2 separate regions of the Homo sapiens genome follow, and region 2 is linked to region 1. Evidence: chromatin loops called from intact Hi-C (ENCODE). Cell type or tissue: natural killer cell. All regions are shown on one strand. Each heading gives the region's core, and the rest is flanking DNA. Links, peaks and the distances in the headings are about the cores only.

What was found. Hi-C counts contacts between places; a loop is a spot of excess contacts. Peaks named below come from ENCODE experiments on the same cell type or tissue, not always from the same donor. Only the 100,000 strongest peaks of a DNase experiment are listed, where the experiment ranks them.
Region 2: it touches region 1 in a loop (2.1-fold over the local background); 4 of 110 quality-filtered maps call a loop at or near these places.

The regions. Positions count from the first base shown.
Region 1 is chr16:50,280,569-50,283,378 of GRCh38, forward strand. All of the region lies in intron 1 of ADCY7 (adenylate cyclase 7), which reads left to right. Among named protein-coding and RNA genes, the nearest start is that of MIR6771, 11 kb to the right of the region's middle. In natural killer cell, for the core only: no CTCF peak of the experiment used is centred there; a DNase peak (open chromatin) is centred at 1,643; H3K4me3 peaks cover 1,400 bases; H3K27ac peaks cover 2,500 bases.
Region 2 is chr16:50,226,169-50,228,978 of GRCh38, forward strand. TENT4B (terminal nucleotidyltransferase 4B) reads left to right here. Exons shown (of 12, transcript NM_001365324.3): 11 at 1,671-1,835. Among named protein-coding and RNA genes, the nearest start is that of ADCY7, 39 kb to the right of the region's middle. In natural killer cell, for the core only: no CTCF peak of the experiment used is centred there; no DNase peak of the experiment used is centred there; H3K27ac peaks cover 799 bases.

The sequences.
Region 1 (2,810 bases), core at 284-2,783:
CGGACATTTAGTGCTATGAATTTCCCTCTTAACACTACCCTAGCTGTGTCCCAAAGAATCAAAGAACAACTTTCTACCCATCCCTAGAAGTAGCTCTCTGGGGCCAGGTGAGAACATCAGCCTTTTCCCTCAGTTTTTCTCCAGTTGCCTATCCTTTTCATTAACTGATTCAGCCTCCACCCCCAGCCCAGTCCCAACTAGGCCAGAGCTGGCCTCAGAGGTCTGACACAGCCCCTCCTTTGCAAGAGGGGAAACTAAGGCACAGGTCAGGCAAGAGACTTGTTTAGGGTCACAGAGCAGGTTGGTGGCTAAGCTGGGACTGGAATGCAGGTTTCTGGTCCCCAAGACTGATCAGCAGCCTGTGCCCTGGGAGTGGGAACAAAGTCAGCCTGGGGGTGCTTGGGGGCTATGGAGGGGGAGCAGGGTTGGCTGGGGGCTCATGCCGTTGGGGAATTTCAGTCTTTGCCCCTGCTCGGCAACTTTGCAGGCTGTTAGGAGATGCGGTGGGGGGCCTGCCCACTCTGCACCTGCCTCTCCCTGGACCCCATGGTTGGGCTCTGACCCTGCAGGGCTTCCTCTGACACTAAGCGTGCCTTCTTGGCCATTTGCCAATTTGTCTTGCAAGCTTGGCCTGTTGGACATCATGACCTGTGCAGACAACCTGGTTATCAGCACCCCCAGTTTACTGATGAGGAAACTGAGGCCAGAGTGTGCAGGCGACTGCTATTCACAGGCCATTGGTAGCAGAGCTGGGATTGGGTGCAGGCATCCTCCCAGAGGCCAAGCGTAGCTGGGAGAGGTGTGCTGTGGCAGGTAAGGCAGGTGCGGCAGGTGCAGCAGGTGCTTCCCGATCTTGAGGGAGGCCCTTTCTTCATCTGCCCTCATCCTTTGGCTGTGGCGCCCTCCTCCCTCACCCATGCCACTCTGCGTGCTTCCCCACCCTGGGCCTGGTGCAGGATTCTGGCTGGCTACCCTGCTCGGCCATTCACGTCACAGGTGTTTGCCAGGACCAGCTGCGGGACACACACACACAGATCCCACCACGACAGTTTGGCAAGTCAGGGGCCGGGATATTGGACCCACACTGGGAAGGCCTCTTGGTACGGGAGGTGCCTGGGAGAGCAGGGCATGGGGGCCACAGGGCTCTGGGGACAGAGAGGGCTGGGCTTGGGGGGATGGGACCTTGAATACCAGCAACATTGAATCCCTGGGTCCCACGAGGTTTACTGGGGGCCTCTTAGGTCAGGCTTGCACTGGGCAGAGCAGCTGCTGGCTTCATGGAGCTCAGGGTCTCTTGAGAGAGTTCGCGTTAATATGAGATTCCCTTGGCAAATGAAAAATCTGCCTGAGACCCAGCCTACCAGGGGAGCCGAGAGCCGGCAGGACCGGGGGCGCGAGACGGAGCATGCAGGTTTTTTGTCTGGAGCTGCGTGGCGTCCCAGGCAGGGTGTGGGCCCAGGGGCCTGAGCGGGGCCTCTTCCCTGGAGGCTTCCATGCCCCCCTCACTCCAAGGTCCCCACTTCCCCTTTTTGAGGCCAACAGGGCCCCAAAGCAGCCCTGAGCCTGCTGAGGCTCGGCCGGAGGAAGCCAGGCTGTGGTTTCTGCCAACAGTGGCCGGGTGAGGAAGTGGGTGTCCTGTCTGCATCTGTGAAAGCTGGGGGTTTCTAGAACATACTCCCTGCAAGGGCTGTGGTTGTGCTGGGGACGCTGCCAGATCAGCTGGACTGGGGAAGGATTTTCCGAGCACCCAGGGACCTGGCCCTGCAGTTGCAGTATGGAGTCCCAGCCTCTTGCTTCCAGCAGGTCTTCTGGCTGGAGAACCTGGACCCAGCCAGCCAGTATTTGATAAGGAGACCACAGTCCTGCCTTAGTTGCAGGGAAGGGATAAGGGAGTGTGTGTGGGGTTGCTCAGCAGGCTTCCTGGAGGAGGAGGCCCTCCTGGAGTTCGCTGGCCTGAACTTGCTCCTGCAAGGCAGAGGGAAGTAATTCGATGGGGTCCCCTGAGCTCCCCACCTCTTGGTCATAGCTCTGTCCTGGGCCTTGTTTGTAGGGAAGAGGTTGGTGTTTTGGGATATTATGGGATTTCTGGATGCCAGCCCCATGAGGGTGATAGGGACCCCGGATATCCTGTGTTTAAATCCCAGCTTTTTTTTTTTTTCCAGACAGGATTCTCTATCACCCAGGCAGGAGTGCAGTGGCATGATCATAGTTCAGTGAATGTAGCCTTGACCTCCTGGGTTCAAGCAATTCTCCTGCCTCAGCCTCTCAAGTAGCTTGGACTACAAGTGTATGCCACCAAGCCTGGCTAATTAAAAAAAAAATAAACAACTTTTTATAGCGATGGGGTCTCATTATATTGCCCAGGCTGGTCTTAAACTCCTGAACTCCTGGCTGGGGCTGGGCTGTGGAGCCTGGAAAGTGTGATGGAGGGATGAGCGGGGCTGTCCCCTCCAAGACCCAGCTCCTTTCTGGAGGACTGGCTGTGTCTGCAGGGGCACACTCTTACCTCTGTGCTGACTGAGACCCTTCCAGTTGACTCTGAACCCACTGAGGGGCCACGGGTGCTTGTTAGACGCAACAAACTGGGTCCAGAAGCCTGATGTGGACTTTGAGACTCTTGGTTGCGAGTGACAGAAGCTCAAACTGGCTGAAGCTGAAAGGGGCATTGCTTGTCCCATGTGGTTAAATATCTAGAGGTTGCGTAAGCTTCAGGCACAGCTGGCTCCTGTGACCCCAGGAGGTGTTGCCAGGCCCCTGTCTTGTGCCAGTTCTCCATGTTGGTGTCAGTTTCAGGTGGGCTCTCTCCTTGT
Region 2 (2,810 bases), core at 12-2,511, 55 kb before region 1:
TTTTGTATTTTTAGTAGAGATGGGGTTTCACCATGTTGGCCAGGCTGGTCTCGAATTCCTGACCTCAAGAGATCCACCCGCCTCAGCCTCCCAAAGTGCTGGGATTACAGGCGTGAGCCCAGCTGTTATGACTTTTTAACACCATAGTTAGTTTTGCCTGTTTCAGAATTTCATACAAATGGAACCACATAGAATATAGTCTTGTGTAAGGCTTCTTTCACTCAATTTTTTTTCAGCTTTCTGGTTGAATTTTTTGTTGTTGTTGTTTTGTTTTGTTTTTTGAGACGGAGTCTCGCTCTGTCGCCCAGGCTGGAGTGCAGTGGCGCGATCTTGGCTCACTGCAAGCTCCGCCTCCCGGGTTCATGCCATTCTGCCTCAGCCTCCCAAGTAGCTGGGACTACAGGTGCCCGCCACCACACCCGGCTAATTTTTTGTATTTTTAGTAGAGCCAGGGTTTCACCGTGGTCTTGATCGCCTGACCTCATGATCCGACTGCCTCGGCCTCCCAAAGTGCTGGGATTACAGGCGTGAGCCACCACGCCTGGCCAAATTTTTTTTTAGTTGAGATATAGTTAACATAAAATTCAGCATTAAAAATGTACAATTCAGTGGTTTTTAGAACATATTCACAATGTTGTGCAGCCATCTCCAGTAATTCTAGAACATTTCCATCACCCCAAGAAGAAACCCTGCATTTAGCAGTAGTTTCTTCTAATTCTTCCTTCCCTCCCTTAACCTCTGGTAACCTCTAATCTACTTTCTCTTTCTATCCTGATAGAATTTTTTTTGTTCCCCCATCCTGATAGAATTTATGTGTCAATTATAATGTAAGTTACCTTTTAAAATCAAAGTGAATTTGTAGTGTACTGATTTGAGATCTAAAGCAGGCTTACCTGTTTGAGTTTAACTTTATTAAGTGTAGGACATGAAAAGTAATCTAAATATTGTATGTTGTTGATGATGACCATGTGTCAATATGGAATCATAAATCCTCCTGTGCAGAATCTCCCTGTGTGCTTTTTTGGTTCCTAGAGCAGTATGCTTTGGAGGACAGAAGCCAAGCTAGATGTCACAGACACAGGGAGATGGAGTGTTGGGGACTGAGAGAATGTGACTCTGACATGCTGGGTAGAGTGCCAGGGCCAGGGTGGAGACCTGCAGAGAGACGTAGCATTGTCATGGCCCATGCAGCCCAGAAATAGGTGGAGCTCAGCCCACTGTCGCGGGAAGTCCACCCCCACCCACACCAGTATGTTTGGTTAGAATGATCACTGATTTGTCATCACAGACTCTCAGAGATTGAACCCCTTAAACCCATCATCTTGTGTCTGGCTGAAGCCAGGGACTAGGACCTAGGTTCCTCACTCTTTACCATACTCTTTCATTTTCTATAAATAAAAAAACAAATAAACTTAGACCTCTGTGAGCTCCTTCAAGGTCAGATGTGGGCAGTGGATTTAACAATGAACAGAAGCTCTCTGATAAAATCAGTCATTTTAAATGTTTGGAGGAAAATTTAAACAAACAGTTAATTTTTTGTGTGCTTCTTTTAACTCCCAAATGTTTAAATTTAGTCCAGAGAGTACTTTAACCAAAATTGTTTTTCTTTCTGAATATTGAGTATCTAAATTACTAATATGTCACATTATAACTCACGTGACTTGTGTTAGGATTCCGATGCAACACCATGCAAAACCCCGAAACAGCTGCTTTGCCGTCCGTCCACTGGGAACCGAGTAGGGTCGCAAGATGTATCCTTGGAGTCCTCTCAGGCAGTTGGGAAAATGCAAAGCACCCAAACCACTAACACATCCAACAGCACCAACAAATCTCAGGTGTGTGGAACGTGGGTTTTTAATTGTTAGTATTTGATACAAAATATTTAGAATTTCCCACATGTAAATAATATGCAGCATGGGTTTGAAGAAAACGCTAGATTGAAGAACAAACTTATTTTATTCTAAGAGGTTCCAACACATGACAGTGCTTCTAGGAACAGGATGTCCTAAGGATCCTTGTGAGACACCATTGTAACATAAATCTCTTCAGGAATCTATTGACTGGTCCTTATAAGATGTTCCAGCCAAACTACCATATAAAAAGTGTCTCAGTTGTACATGAAATAAGCTGGCATGAAGGTTTTGTGAGGCCTCATGGCAGTGTGCATATCTGGGAATAATGTATCCTTTTCTAATATTTTAATGTTCAATACCTTGTTGCTGGTGTTGAAATGATCAGCTGGCTGTCAGGCGTGGTCAGTTGATTAACATTAGCTTGGACTTAAAAGGCCACAGAGATACTCTAGTTTAAGTTTTTTTGTTGCCTAGAATTGTCATTAACTGAGTAATGACTCAGAGTGAGGGGAGGAAGCCATTGATATGGGGCTCTGGCCTAAGGCTGGGTCACTCCTCACTATAGCTGGGAACCTGGGAATAGGCCTCTTGGCTGTAACCTTGTGTCTGATTTGACTCACTGAGTTCACTTTACCTACGCGGCCTTAGCCATGTATGCCAGACACAGACTTATCACAAAATACCAGTTCAAGTGACAGGGTTGACAGAAGGGACTGAGGTCACGAGAAAGCCACAGGCCATGAGTAGCAGGAAGGGAGTAGCCACCTGTGCTGACCCAAACCTACCAGTGTGCCTGTCATGCCCAAGAGCCTCTTCCCGCTCTGTCACTTATGATGTGGTGTTTGGGTTGGTAAGTTTCTTAAGAAAACCTTTGCATCCCACACACTGTTAAGAAGGCGGGCGAGTGGTCTATGCTTTTCATTATTTCCATTAAAATAAAGTAAGGGTTTTAGAGCT